Regions from separate parts of the Homo sapiens genome. Here region 1 is linked to region 2. The links are chromatin loops, found by intact Hi-C in ENCODE. Cell type or tissue: B cell. All regions are shown on one strand.

What was found. Hi-C counts contacts between places; a loop is a spot of excess contacts. Peaks named below come from ENCODE experiments on the same cell type or tissue, not always from the same donor. Only the 100,000 strongest peaks of a DNase experiment are listed, where the experiment ranks them.
Region 1: a loop joins it to region 2, with 2.3 times the contacts of the local background. A loop is called at or near these places in 7 of 110 quality-filtered maps.

What each region holds. Positions count from the first base shown.
Region 1 is chr11:3,991,470-3,999,469 of GRCh38, forward strand. All of the region lies in intron 2 of STIM1 (stromal interaction molecule 1), which reads left to right. Among named protein-coding and RNA genes, the nearest start is that of RRM1, 99 kb to the right of the region's middle. In B cell, no CTCF peak of the experiment used is centred here; no DNase peak of the experiment used is centred here.
Region 2 is chr11:4,054,791-4,062,790 of GRCh38, forward strand. STIM1 (stromal interaction molecule 1) reads left to right here. Exons shown (of 13, transcript NM_001382567.1): 4 at 736-847; 5 at 4,491-4,606. Among named protein-coding and RNA genes, the nearest start is that of RRM1, 36 kb to the right of the region's middle. In B cell, no CTCF peak of the experiment used is centred here; a DNase peak (open chromatin) is centred at 3,361; H3K27ac peaks cover 2,108 bases.

The DNA of each region.
Region 1 (8,000 bases), 63 kb before region 2:
CTGTATCACATTAATTAATGGCATCTAGGTTGATTTCATGCCTTTGCTATTGTGAATAGTGCTGCAGTGAACATATGAGTGCACATGTCTTTTTAGTAGAATAATTTATTTTCCTTTGGGTATGTATACAGTAATGGAATTGCTGGATCGAATGGTAGTTCTATTTTTAGTACTCTTAGAAATCTCCAAACTGCTGTGGCCGGGCGCGGTGGCTCACGCCTGTAATACCAGCACTTTGGGAGGCTGAGGCGGGTGGATCACCTGAGGTCGGGGTTCAAGACCAGCCTGACCAACATGGAGAAACCCCATCTCTACTAAAAATACAAAAAAATTAGCCGGTCATGGTGGCGCATGCCTGTAATCCCAGCTACTTGGAAGGCTGAGGCAGGAGAATCGTGTGAACCTGGGAGGCGGAGGTTGCGGTGAGCCGAGATCGTGCCATTGCACTCCAGCCTGGGCAACAAGAGTGAAACTCCATCTCAAAAAAAAAAAAAAAAAAAAAAGAAAAAAAAAAAAAATCTCCAAACTGCTTTCCACAGTGGCTGGACTAATTTGCATTCCCATCAACTGTGTATAAGTGTTTTCTTTTCTCTGCAGCCTTGCCAACATCTGTTTTTTTGTTTTTTTTTTTTTTTTTTTTTTAGTTTTTAATAATAACTTTGCGTCCTGGTATGGTGGCTCATGCCTGTAATCCCAGCGCTTTGGGTGGCGGGTGGATTGCCTGAAGCCAGGAGTTCGAGACCAGCCAGGGCAATGTGGCAGAACTTGGTCTCTACAAAAAAAAAAACACAAAAATTAGCTAGGCATGGTGATGTGTGCCTATAATTCCAGCTACTCAGAAGGCTGAGACATGAGAATGGCTTGAACCCAGTAGGCAGAGGTTGTAGTGAGCCGAGATTGGGCCACTGCACTTTAGCCTGGGTGACAGAGTGAGACTCTGTCTCAAAAAAAAATTTAAATAAAATAAAAAACCTTTACTTATTTTTAAATTGGGTTGTCTTTTTGGTATTGAGTTGTTAAAGTTCTTTATATATTTTAGGTACAAATCCCTTATGAGATACGTGATTTGAAAATATTTTCTCCCATTCTGTGGGTTGCTTTTTCACTTTCTTGGTTGTATCCTTTGAAGCACAGAAGTTTTAAATTTTGATGAAGTCCAGTTTATTTATTTTTTTGCTGTTGTTTCTGCTCATACTTTTGAGGTCATGTCTGAGAAACCATTGTCAAATCCAAGGTCGTGATGACTTACCCCTGTGTTTTCTTCTAAGAGTTTTAAAGGCATCTGAAGCTTAATGTGCACTAGATGGATTCTAAATATCATCTCATCCAAAACCTGCTATATATACTACCTTCCTCATCTCAGTTGAAGGCAAGTCCATTGTTTCAATTGCCTGGGCAAAAAATATTCTAAATAATTCATAATTTTTCCTCAACTCCACATCTATTGGTAAATCCTGTGGGTTCTCCTTTTAAAACATATCCAAAATAGAATCATTTCTCACTATCATTCCACTGCAGGCACCAAGTCTCAATAGTCTCCTAGCAGATAATCATGTCTACATTTATTCTCAATGTAGCAGCTAGAGAGCTTTTTTGAAAAAAAAAAAAAAATGTAAACCAGATCATTTCACTCTCCTCAAAACTTCATTTTTTTGTTTGGTGTGAAAGCCACAGTCTCCACAAAAGTTAGCAAGGCCCTCTGTGATCTGGTCCCCACTTATTCTGATCTCCTCTCTGACTTATATTCCCCTTGTCACTCACTGTAGCCACACTCTTTGGTGTTCCTTCATACTCTTTTATATTCCTGCTTTAGGGCCTTGGTTCTAGCTTTTGCCGCTGCCTGGACTATTGTTTCCTTAGGTATTTAGTTTATGCCCTCATATTTCCATATAAAATATACTTTGTGGCTGGGCGTGATGGCTCAAGCCTGTAATCCCAGAACTTTGGGAGGCCAAGGTGGGCAGATCACTTGAGGTCAGGAGTTTGAGACCAGCCTGGCCAACATAGTAAAACCCTGTCTCTACTAAAAATACAAAATTAGCCGGGCGTGGTGGCATATGCCTGTAATCTCAGCTACTCGAGAGGCTCAGGCAGGAGAAATGCTTGAACCCAGGAGGTGGAGGTTGTGGTGAGCAGAGATTGTGCCACTGCACTCCAGCCTGGGCGACAGAGGGAGACTCTGTCTCAAAAAAACAAAAAACGAAACAAAAACCCCAAAAATATTCTTTGTCATTTGTCATACTTCATGTTATCAAAGAGACCTTTCCCAGACCACCCTATTTAATAATGAAATCTGCACCTCTACTCCATTCCTGGCACCCAGATCTTCATTATGAATCACTTTTTAAAATAATTTTTAAGAACTTATCATCATCTGGATTTTATTATTTAATCACTTATTGTTTTATTATTTATTGCCTAGAATATAAAGTTCATAAGGGAAAGGGATCTGTTTTGTTCACTGCTATGTCTCCAGTACCTAGAACAGTACCTGGCTCACTGTTGGTACTTTTTTGTATGGATTCAAAGTACTATCTGGGGGGGTCACTTAAAGAGCTTCCTTTAGTATTTTTTTGTAAGGTGTGTCAGTTAGCAATGAATTTTCTCAGTGTTTGTTTATCTGGAAATGTCTTTATTTTCACAAGAGTTTTGCCGGATGTACAATTCTTGGTTGACATCCTCTCACTTCAGTGAGCCCTTTGATCATGTTATCCCATTGTCTTCTGGCATCCATTATTTTTGGTGAGAAGTTAACTGTTAATCTTACTGGGTTCACATGTGTGTGATGAGTCATTTTTCTCTTGCTGCTTTCAAACTTTCTCATTGCCTTTGACTTTTAGCGTTTTACTTAATGTGTCTATTTGTGGATCTCTTTGCATTTATCCTATTTGGAGTTTATTAGATTTTCTTTATGGGTAGATTAATGTTTTTCAAAACTTGGGAGGTTTTTCAGCCATTATTTCTTTGAATATTTTTCCTTCTCCTTTTTCTTTCTTTTTTTTTTTTTTTGAGACATAGTCTCACTCTGTCACCCAGGCTGGAGTACAGTGGCACAATCTCAGCTCACTCCAATCTGACTCCTGGGTTCAAGCGATTCTCATGTCTCAGCCTCCCCAAGTAGCTGGGATCGCAGGCGTACACCACCACACCCGGCTAATTTTTGTATTTTTAGTAGAGATGTGGTTTCGCCATGTTGTCCAGGCTGGTCTTTAACTCCTGGCCCCAAGCAATCCACCCACTTTGGCCTCTCACAGGTGTGAGTCTTTCTGCTCCTTTTTCTTTATCTTCCCCTTCTGGTATTCATATATTGGTGTGATTAATGGTGTTCTACATTTCTCTGAGGCTCTGTTCATTTTTCTTCATTCCTTTTTCTCTATGTTTTTAGGATTGTATAATCTCTATCAGTCTCTCTTGAAGTTTGCTAATTCTTCCTGCTGCCAGTTCAGATCTACTATTTAGCCCCTGTCCTAATTTTCCACTTCAGTTATTGTACTTTTCAACTCCAGAACATCCATTTGGTTCTTTTTTTAAAACAATAATTTGTCTCTTTATTGACATTCTTTATTTGATGCATCATTGACATCATGCATTCCTTTACCTCTTTAAAAATCATGATTTTTTTTTTTTTAATCTTTGGACATATTTATAATGGCTAATTTGTAGTCTTTTTCTGTTAAATCTGACATCTGGTCCCTCTTACTGAGAGTTTCTGTTGCCTACTTTTTTTCTGGTATATGGGTCACACTTTCGTGTTTCTTTGTTTTTTGTTTGTTTGTTTGTTTGAAGCTGAACATTTTTGATAATATATTGTAGCAACTTTGGGTACTTGTCTGATTCCTCTGGGGCTTATTATTATTTGCTTGTTTATTTATTTAATGACTGGCTAGATTGTTTAAGTGGTTGATCCCCCTCCTCCCACAGTGTGAATCCTCTGATGTTGCTCCTCAGAGGACTTTGGTATGCCCACAGTCATATTTGGATGATAATGGTTTGGGCAGAACTTTGACTGTCTCTTTCCCTGGCCACACCCAGCTTTTTAGGTTCACTAATTGCCATCTGGTTGCTCTGCTCTTTTCAGCAATGCCCTGAGGCATAAATTGCTTCCCAGACTAATCCAACTATATTAGGGTTCCTTTGAAGGGATAGTTCCTGAGGTCAGTGTTTGAGATTTGTTCTTTTTTGGTTTGTTTTTGGAGATAGAGTCCCACTGTTTCACCCAGGCTAGAGTGCAGTGGCGTGATCATGGCCCACTGCAGCCTCAACCTCCTGGACTCCAGTGATCCTCCTACCTCAGCCTCCTGAGTAATTGGGACCACAGGTGTGTGCTACTACACCTGGCTTCTTTTTTTTTTTTTTTTTTAAGTTCTGGGATATATGTGCAGGATGTGCAGGTGGCCTGGCTAATTTTTAAATTTTTTGTGAAGATGGGGTCTCCCTATGTTGCCCAGGCTGGTGAAATTTGTTCTTACCCTGAGAGACTCCTCCCAGCTGTCTCTTTCCCTAGTTATCTCCAGCAAATTCTCTAGTCTACAGTTTAGCCTATATCTCCAATGAATCTGCTAATCTTTTCCTTTCACCACAACTTCTACTCTTTTGAGAGTACCCTACCCTTAGTCTTGAAATTCTCTACACTCTGTCACAGATGAGGTCATTTCCCCTGGGAAGAGATTCAGATCTCTTTGTTTTATAGCCTGCTTCCTCGGCCAGGCAAAATCTTTGAGTCACGGTTCTGGAGCTAGGGTGGGGGACAATGACATGCTTCTGAGTGACACCACCACTTTAGGAGCTGAGGACTTGGTGGAGGGGTGGCAGTAGCCTCAGGTCTTTTTGGTTTTCTTCTCCCAGAGTGTAATCACCATCTTATGAGCCAGGGCAATGCCAGTTGTGGCTCCAGTATTCTTAGTGGCACTGCATCCAAGGTAAAGCTCTCGTCCTATGAGTGGGGTTTAAACGGGACAAAAGAGGCCCACCTTTTAGCTGCACTCACTTAGAACTTAGCCTCAGTAACAGGTAGCTGGGGGAAGGATCAGAAATGCTAATATCCTGCTCAGGACATTCCAGGCAGCTAACCCTTTAACAGGGAGCTTGAGAGAGAAGGTCTGTGTTTAGCTGCATCAGTGTGCAGTGGAGTTTCTGTGTCATTGAGTTGGGAGAGGCAAGGTGGAGAACAGGTCTTGGTTTAAATATTGTGGACTCTCGCTGTTCTTAGATTTTCTTGAGCATATGTTTCTTCATTGGCTGTGTGCCTTTAAGACCATTTCCAGAAACTTTAAATGGTTGCTTTTGAAAAATAAGTTTCACTAGTTTTACTGGAGAGTGGGTCTGTGGAGCTTCTCATGCTGTCAAACTAGAAGTCCCTTCTAACCCATCAATTTTGTAACTGTTCTTTCTCATAGTGCATTTTCTCCAGTGCTATGCATTCAGCCTATATAAATGTGGCAGTATTTACCCCAATTAAGAAGATAATCTCTTTCCTCTGGGGAAATATTTTCTAATTAGTGATCTATTTCTGTCCTCCTTTCATAAAACAAAGGTTCCCCAGACAGTATTCTTTGGCTAGCTTGGATACTTTGGTTCTGACAGTTTGTAAGACTGGAGATGTTAGAGTTTCTCTGTCTTTGCCATTCTGGCCAGGTACCTGGCAAGCTGAAACTTTTAATGCTGCCTCTAGGATTTGACCTGTGTCATGTGCCCAGTGTTTTGGTGGGGCATCAACAATGATTCCATGACAAGCACTGAGCGTTCTCATTGACCTCAGAGGGATTCTCTGTATCTATGTATGTGCTAGGTGCTGGAAAAAAAGGAGTAAAAGGAAAGGCAATGTTGCTGCCTTTGAAGAAGTTCCCCTAGTGGTGGAGATAGCCATAAAACAGATAAGGACACTATAATTTATTAAGTGGATACTGTGAGGCACAATGGCGTGCACCTGTAGTACCAGCTACTTGGGAGGCTGAGGTGGGAGAATTGCTTGAGCCCAGAGTTCAAGACCAGCCTTAGCAATATATCGAAACCCTGTCTCTAAAAAAAAAATAAAATTTTAAGAGTGAACACTGTGATAGAGTTGCAGAAGAGGACGCCCTAAGTCAGCCTTTCCCATGTTATAGTCACTGACACATAATCCGGATCTCAACAGATGACTAGGAGTGATAAGGAGAATGTTTTAAGTGAGGGAATAGCATGTACAAAGATATTGTACAGGTGAAAAGCCTGGTACTGTCAGAGAGTTTTAAGTAATTCATTATCATTGGGAATTGGGAATTCATTATCATTGGGAATGAGAGGAAGTGGCAACTGATGCACTGAGGAAGGCCAGCCCATAGAGGAGGGAGGGTCTTGCATAAAGTTGTAAAGTTTTGATTTTAAATGGAGTTAAAGCTTTAAAAGCTTTCAAAGAATCATAGAGTAGAACAAAAAGGACCTTAGAGGTTAGTAGACTACAATGTCTTGTCTTAACTATCTCCATTCCTAACCTCTTGACACATGGACTTTATATAGCAAGCACTTAGAAAATATCCGTTTTCTACCTCCTCTATAGGTCTTCCTTACATATGAGGGATCAGCATCACTGTAATAGTGGGCCCTAGGATTGTACGTTCTTTTAGTATCTTTAATCCTTCTTAAAACATATTACACACACACACAGACAGGAGAGCTTATTTTGTGCCAGGCACTATTCTAAGGTATTTAGTTGAATTTACTCATTTATGCTTCCCTCAACATGAGGGTTGTTAGGTTTTGTGCTACTATCTTCATTTTACAAATGATGCAAGTTATACACTGAAACTAAGTGGTGGAACGAGGATTCAAACCCAGGCAGCCAGGTCTAGAATCAAACTCTAAAGTATCATGTTACATTGAATCCAAGCTAGTGTAACTCTCTGGCTCCTGGCTAAATATCTTTCTTTTAGATAGGCTGACAATTTGGGGACCTTTTTCTTTCTTCTATTCAATAGACAATTATGTCTTGACTAGCTATTGTAAGCTAAGCTCTCTGCTACATGTTATAGGACAAACTCGAGAGACACTCCTTCAGTTATTTAATAACCACACACTCTGCTCTGTGCCGGGCCCTCGGCTTGGAGATGGATTTATGGAGCTAAATTAATTATTCATTTATGTATTCCAGAAAATTTACAAGATGCTGGTGAAGAATAAATGATAAATAAAATATAGTCTCTATTTTTGAGTTGCTTAGGGAGAGTAAGAGGGGGATAATGTATACCCTGAGAACTAAGGGAACAAATAGGATAGGGCAATGAACTCACCTGGGAGAGATCTAGAAAACTTCACAGAAGGCAGTGACTTTTTATTTAATAGACAAAGAGTGGGAGAAAGCATTTTAAATGGAGCACCTTGTGCAAAATCTTGGGGGTATAAAAGATCATGGTTTGGTCAAGGAGCATGAAATGGCTTGATGTGTCTAGAGCAGGCAACTTTTTCTGTAAAGGATTAGATAGTAATTATTTTAGACTTTGATAGCCATAGAGTCTCTGTTACAAATACTCAACTCTGTCTTTGTAGCATGAAAGCAGCCACAGAAAATATACATCAATGCATGAGCCTGGCTATGTTTCAGTAAAACTTTATGAAAACTGGCTGGGCATGGTGGCTTATGCCTGCAATCCCATCACTTTGGGAAGCCAAGGCAGGAGGATTGCTTGAGTCTATGAGTTTGAGACTAGCCTGGACAATATGGTAAGACCCTGTCTCTACAAAAAATGAAGAAAAAATTAGCCCCTGTGCCTGTAGTCCAAGCTACTCGGGAGGCTGAGGCAGGAGGACTGCTTAAGCCCAGGAGGCTGCAGTGAGCCATCTTCACGCCACTGCATTTCAGCATGGGCAATAGAGGGAGACTCAGTCTCAAAACCAACAAACAGCAAACTGGATTTGGCTTATGGCCATAGTTTTCTGACCCAATATCTGGTGTGTAAGGTGTCTGGTAGGGAGGGAGAGTGGCCAGGAAGGTACTTAGGAAGTTAATGTGTCATATTGTAAAAGAC
Region 2 (8,000 bases):
TGCCCTCCTCTCCCCACACCCATGAAATATTTGAGATAAGCTTCTACTAATCCTTTATGTTGCAATACATCATCTTCTCTGAGGCTGTCCCTGAAGCCCTAGGCAGTTATTTCCTTTCTTCTCTGTGCCGTATGTATTTTTCTCATCAGAATCTGTGCTTCACTCATGCTGTTTAGCTTTTGATCTCTTCCACTGGATTGGGAACTAACTTCCTCCAGGCTTGGCACTAAGTAGTCCCCTTATGAATGCTCAGTTGAATAGCTGGACGAATGGATGGATGGATAATTGATTCTCAACCCTGGTCACAACAGTTTAAAAATATTCCAAAATCAAATTTATTGAGTTATAATTTACATAAAAGAAGATACACCTATTTTAAATGTACAGTTTGATGCATTTTGACAGATGTTATCATTTGTGTAACCACCACCACATTCAAGATATAGAATATATCCATCACCTTATAATGTTGCATTTGTGATTTTTTCCCAGTCAGTCCCCAGCTCCCTTCCTGGCTCCAGCTAACCATTGATCTGCTTTCTATCACTATAGATTTGTCTTTTCTAGGATTTCATATAAATAGACTCACAGTGTATACTCCTTTCATACTTAGTATTTTATGGGACAGATAGATATTAAACACACAAATGTGGTAAATATTAAGGTCAGCATGACAACAAATGAAAGCAGTGCTTGGCATTCTAGAGTCATGGCTTTGCTTGTCTCTTTTCACAGTATACAATTGGACCGTGGATGAGGTGGTACAGTGGCTGATCACATATGTGGAGCTGCCTCAGTATGAGGAGACCTTCCGGAAGCTGCAGCTCAGTGGCCATGCCATGCCAAGGTCAGGAGGGGACTGGGTTTTTCTCTGTTGAGGGTACGGGGAATGGGCTGGAGTGGGCCTGCCTTCAGATTGCTCTGGCCAGTTAAGTGAGGTTCTGCCTTTTTCAGGGCAGCGTCTATAGATCTTGCCTCTTCTCACATCTGTTGTGCACTTGCTATAAAGTATGATGGGCGCTTTGTATCCACTCTCTTCTTTAATATTCCTGTCAGTCCTGGGAATAGTACTGATAGCTGCCATTTACTGAGTGCTTAGTACATGCCAGGCATTCTACTCAACACTGTATACAGTATCTCATTTAATTCTTACATCAGTCCTGTAAGGTGGGTATTATTGTATATAGATGATGAAACTGGTTAAGTAACTTATCCAAGGTCACAAACATGACTAGTTAGGGGCAAAACTGAGATTTGAATCTTGGTGTACATCAAACCCTGTTGGTGTTTCTTTTTTCTTTTTTTCCTGTGCCCTGAGCAGCTGCCTCTTTTATCACCCGGGAGCCTCAGGGCTCTTTTAGCCTCCCCTGGGTTATCCATATACAGCTTATTTATAATAAAAATGGTACAGAGGAGAGGCTGATTGCCATTGGCCCCAGCCTCATCTCTGGGATGGCTCCAACAGCTGTTGTTTCATAACTCTTTGCCTACTTTACACGCTGAATATGCTAGGGCTTGGGCTGGGAGTGGGAAGGGGATGGAGTACTGCTTGGACTTCTTGTCATGTCAAACTAGTGCCATATGCCATTCAGTCATTAATCCATTTACTTATTCATCCAACAAATATTTACTGGGTACCTGCTCTGTGCCAAGCACTTGTGCTGGGTGCTAGGGATAAAGATGACAACAAGCTGTCCTTGCCCTCAAAGGGCTTACTATCTGGTAAGTGCTGATTATGTATAATCTGTCATCTTATTATGTAGGTGCATCTGGTTTTGAGCTTCAGCAAAGGGGAAAGGGGAAGGTGAAGCTGTTGGAATGCCCACACTTTGCAGTCTCCAGCCACAGAGCTACTGAGCACTGCTGTCCAGGCCTAGCTGAGCTGGCTGTTCCCTCCTCTGCTGCCTGCAGCCTCTTCTTCACAGCTTCTCTCTGCTCTGGAGAGAGTAATAATCTTAATGTTTGTACCTCCCTTTATAGAGTGCTTTCCTACATATTATTTCAGTTGATTCTCACAACTCTGGGAGGAAGAGTATCCCAACCTTTGGGTGAACAAACTGAATCTCAAATATTTTATAATTTATCCAAGCTGGTAAGTGGCAGAGCTGGGATTTGAACCCAGGTCTGTCTTGTTCTAAATGCCCTGCTTTTTTTCACTGCATCTTCCTCTTGTGCCATGTGGTTAAAGATAGGCTTCCTTTCAATATTCAGTTTAGTTCTATTTTACAAAACTTCACTAAGCACCTACCATGTGCCATACTCTCTGGTGGGCCCAGAGGACAAAGAGATGTATTAGACCTGACCCCTGACTTGAGGAACTCCATGTTTAATGGAAAAGTAGATGACTGACCACTAAGATCCAGGATTTAGGTTTCTTTCTTGCTACCCATAGAAATAGCAATATTGCCTTGTGGATCCCTGGACCATTTTCCTCATGGGAAGGATATCTTTGGCTTGGATTAAAACTGCAAAGCATAGGATAAGAAGTCAGTTCTCAGGTCACTGGTTCACTTAGCTTTTTTGTGGCTAGAATTACAGCCAAGACCAGGTCCAGCCAGGCTGGGCACAGGTGTAGGGGATGTCAAGCTGTGGCACCTTAGTGACAGCAGGAAGCATGGGGCCTTCAGTGCTTGGGGTGAAGTGAGGGTGGTTCTAGGCCCATCACTAGCTCACATGGTATAATGAGAATAATCTAGCAGATTTGAGTTCATTCTCTGGCTTTGCCACTTACTTGTGTGTGACTTTGGGCAAGTTACTCAACTCTAAGTCTCCATTTTCTTATCTAGAAAGTCGCACTAGGCCGGGTGCAGTGGCTCACACCTGTAATCCCAGCACTTTGGGAGGCCAAGGTGGGTGGATCACGAGGTCAGGTGATCGAGACTATCCTGGCTAACATGGTGAAACCCCGTCTCTACTAAAAATACAAAAAATTAGCCAGGCGTGGTGGCAGGTGCCTGTAGTCCCAGCTACTCGGGAGGCTGAGGCAGGAGAATGGCGTGAACCCGGGAGGTGGAGCTTGCAGTGAGCTGAGATCGCGCCACTGCACTCCAGCCTAAGCGACAGAGCGAGACTCCGTCTCAAAAAAAAAAAAAAAAAGAAAGTGACACTAATAATGGAACTGAGTTCTTAAGGTTGTTGTGAGGACTGAATGAGGTATTGTATGTAAAGTATCAGAACAGTAGCAGACACACAGTAGTTGCTTAGTCAGTGTTAGCTCCTTTCTCATTTCTTTCATTGCTTACAAGTAGATAGCATTCCAGTTCATAGGTTTCTTTGAGAAATAGACTGTAGAAAAGACGACAATGTTTATTCTCATTAGTCAGACGAACTGCAGCACAAGTGTTTCAAAGAGGAACCCCAAGAACTCCCAGGCTTGTAGGAAGCATCTGATTTTACATAAGTTTGCACAGTAGGAAACTGAGGTCCTCGGGGAGGAACAAAGCAACTTATGATCAGACAAATGAGTCACTAGTAGAGCTGAAATGAGAAGCCAGATCTCCTAACCACTCCCACACCCCATCACAGTGCCTCACTGCGTCTCTTACTGGTGGGCTTGATTGCTTTCCAAGGCCAGAGAAGGAAGTAGCTGTTCCTGTATGCTCAGACAGGAGTATAAATCACACTGTGATGTCAGAAGCTTCTTTTCTAGCTGGAGAAATAAAGCTATGCATCAGAAAAGAGCACCAATCTTATAGAGTAGTATAGAATTAAGTGCTTACTTGTGGGACCTAGACCAGTGGTTTTCAACCTTTCATATCTTTTACCCCCCTCCTCTTATATCCACTGTGTTCCAGCAGAAGAGAAACAAAGTTCCATTTTTCCTAGGTCATTTTCTTGTTCACAGGCTTTCTCTTATTAAAGTTATCACTGACAGTATGGGTGGAGGTCATAAAAAATTACAGTAATTTTATTGGAGGTAACTTGTATTGCAGTGACTCAAATACAAGCTAACAGGACTAATTCCATTTTTGTCATCAGTGGTTAATTAAAATTTTTTTTCCTTTTCTATATTTCATTTCAATAGCACATTAGCAGGTTTATATATAATGACAGTGAGTTTAGATTAGGATAATTCATAAATCCCAGAATCACTGGGTCATATGACATGACAGTTTGACCTGGGCTGCACAGGAAATGCATTTATAAATGGTAGGAGGTGGGGAAAATATGTAGAGGATAAACCCTGGAAGGAGAAGCACAACAGAAAATTTAGTTGGGTGTGGGAATGGTCACAGACAGGTAATCCTTAGAGGATAGGGTGCTTAGAAGTTGGTGGATATGGGGAGAGGGCTGAACAAATTCTTGGTAAATGTTATGTGTCTCTCCATATACCCTGTTGAGACCCAACTGGTATAGACTCTGTGTTCTAGAGTGCAGAGGGGAGCAATCACCAAGAGCTAGAAGTGTTCCTGGGGGAGGCGGGTAATCCTACCAGGATCCTTCCTGGCTTTACTGGGAGGGAACTGATCTGCTACTCTTTGCCTCAACAGGCTGGCTGTCACCAACACCACCATGACAGGGACTGTGCTGAAGATGACAGACCGGAGTCATCGGCAGAAGCTGCAGCTGAAGGCTCTGGATACAGTGCTCTTTGGGCCTCCTCTCTGTGAGTCTTGTGTTGAGAAGGGCTACTGCTGTGCCATGGAAACCAAAGCTGTTGTAGTGGATAGGCTAAGGCTAAGGCTCTGGGTCTCCTAGGCACACCTGCAAGATAGCACCTATACTATTTCCACTGGTATTAAGGTATGAAAGAGTCTTACATTTTAGTCCAGACACGTAGCAACATGCATTCATTAAATACTTTAAGGAAATATCTGCATTGTGCCAATGCTGTGCTGGACCCTGTAGGAAGACCTGGAATGAATCATGTTCTGCCCTGAAGGGACAACATGAGTGTTCTGTAGAGGTACACAGTACTTCTGAGGCCCAGATGAGGGCTAGTGAAGGTATCCTATAGACAAGGTGACATGTTACCTCTGCCTTTAAGGGTGGATAGAGCTTTATTCTATGGAGGTGGCAGAATAGGACATTCTAGGCAGAGTAAACAACCTGAGCAAGAGTACAAAAGCTAAAATATGAAAAGTATGCTCAGGGATAGAAGTAACCCCCTATGGGCTGAAAGCTTTTTACCTGTTACCTACTTCTATATTTCATTTCAATAGCATATCAGCAGGTTTATATATATATAATGACAGTGGGTTATTGTAGACATGTAGAGTGCATGAACTGATTAATGAACATCTTTGTATTATTGAATGACCAAGGAGGACTAAGTGGGTTTTCACTGAAGCAGTAGACACACTCAGGCCTAAGAAAGGGTGGTCTCTTCAGCCAGGGTCTAGTTGAGAGAATTAGGTTGTTCAGTCTCTACAGATCTATGTGGTAGGAACGGCCAGCCTGTAATCCTTTTTCTAATTCTAAGTTAACCAAGGGGGAGCAAAAAGTAGTGAGATTTCTTGGAAAACTATTTTCAACCAAACAGGATCTTAGGGCCCACTTCCTGCCCTTTGGGAATGGCTGGCCTCGATTTAGGGTGCCAGCAGAAGAATGCTATTGAACCAGGAAACAGTCCAGAGAAGCAGCTGGCAGGCAAGGTCAGAGGCCATATAACATTTCCCTGTCTGTGAATATGGCTTGGCTAATGTGCAAGTTGATGTCTCAATACAAGTGGATCCATACTTTTTGAAAGTATGAAACAGAGCAACCTGGGAGAAGACTAATGTTTCCACTTCCTTTGCCACCTTTTTTTTGGGGGAGTGGAGGGTTCTAGGACACATTTTACTCACCTTCATTGGTAGGTTTTGAATAACGACACAGTGAATGGTTCTACTCTTTATGTAAGGCGTAGTCTCTGTATTGAGCAATGGCCTTCCAGTCATTCACTAACCTTTACTGAGCACATTCTATGTACCAGCATAATCGGCAGGGTCCCTGCTCTCCAGTACTTCTATCTAAATGGAGATAGCTATGTCAACAAATATAGTAAAGTGTCAACAAATATAGTAAGTGTTATAGCTATTATGTAAGTCTTTCCAGAGTTCAACTGGGGGCACAAACTAGGGAGGAGTTTCCTATTGGAGTCCAGGGAAACTTTATGGAGAAAGTAATTCTTGAGCTGAGTCTTAAAAGATGAGAAGTGGCCTTATTAAACTCTCCCTATGTTAACAGCTTACACATCTCTTTGTATACACCAACAAGGACACTTATACCCAACTATAAAAGCTAGGCTACTTTTGCAGAGGTTCTCCTCTGTCACCACCATGCAAGGGGAAGCTTTCAGCAGCCTGAAAGTCTTCCTTAGCCTTGTAATATATATTATCAAGCTTTATCTGTATCAAAATCAGATTTATCATGTCTGAAAGGATACAGTAGAAACTGCAGGTTAAAGCAGTCAAGGATTTTATCTGAAAAAATCAGCTAGCATGGGAACCAGAATGCTGGGGACATGGTACTGGGTCCAGGATATCAGAACCAACAAGAGGGGCCCTGGTGGAGCAGGTTGGACTGATACCAGGACAGGGGTATTCTTCTCTTAGGCTTATTGCATGTAGCCCATGTGCTGCATGTGATCTAACTTAAGGAAGGCCAGAGATCAGCAGGAAAACTATCTTCCTGAGATAGGCAGAACACAGGTACTGAAGCTAAGAATATACTTCACACTGACTGGGATACTTATAATAATAATAGTTTTTAAAAATGGAAAACTTGTGTTGGCGAGGGTATAGAGAAATTGAAACCCTGTATATTGCTGGTGAGAAGGTAAAACGGTTCAGCTACTGTGTAAAATAGTCTGGTGGTTTCTCAGAAATTAGACACAGAGTTACCCTAGAACCTAGCAATTCCACACTTAGGTATATATGCAAAGAATTGAAGACAAGTACTCAAACAAGTACATGTACATGCATTTTCATAGCAGCACATGTCACAAGAGCCAAAAAATAAAACAACCCAACTGTCTATTAATAGATGAATAGATAAATACATTGTGGTGCAATGGAATATTATTCACCTATAAATGGAATGAAGTTCTGATACATGCTACAATGTGGATGAACCTGGAAAACATTATGCTAAATGAAAGAAGCCAGACACAAAAGATCACATATTATATGATTCTGTTAATATGAAATGATTAGAATAGATAAATCCACAGAGACAGAATGTAGACTAATGGTTGGCAGGGGTTGGTGGGAGGAGGGAATGGGGAGAAACCGCTTACTGGTAAAAAATTTTACTGTAGAGTGATGGAAATATTTTGGAACTAGATAGAGGTAGTGGTTGCATAACATCATGAATGTGCTATATGCCACTGAATTGCTTACTTTAAAATGGTTACTTTTATATTATGTGAATTTTACCTCAAATTATTTTTTAAAAAGCATATACAACAAAAGAAAGAATAGATAAATTGGACTTCACCAAAATAAAAAAGTTTTATACTTCAAAGAATGTACCAAGAAAGTGAAAAGACAACCCACAAAGTGGAGAAAGTATTGGCAAACATTTTTCTGACAAGGCTCTACTATCCAGAATACATAAAAAATTCTTGCTAGGTACGGTGGCTCATGCCAGTAATCCCAGCACTTTGGGAGGCTGAGGTGGGCAGATCACCTGAGGACAGGAGTTTGAGAACAGCCTGGCCAACATGGCAAAACCCTGTCTCTACTAAAAAAATACAAAAATTAGCCGGGTGTGGTGGCACATGACTGTAATCCTAGCTACTCAGGAGGTTGAGGCATAAGAATTGCTGAAACCTGGGAGGCAGAGGTTGCAGTGAGCCAAGATCGTGCCACTGCACTCCAGCCTGGGTGACAGGGTGAGACCCTCTCTCAAAACAAACAAACAAACAAAAAATGGACAAAGGATTTGAACATATTATTTGTATAGTCCACAGTTCAATGGCCAATATACACCTGAAACAATGCTCAACATCATTATCAGGGCAATGCAAATCAAAACTACAATGAGGTAACACTTTTTACCCACTAGGATATAATAAA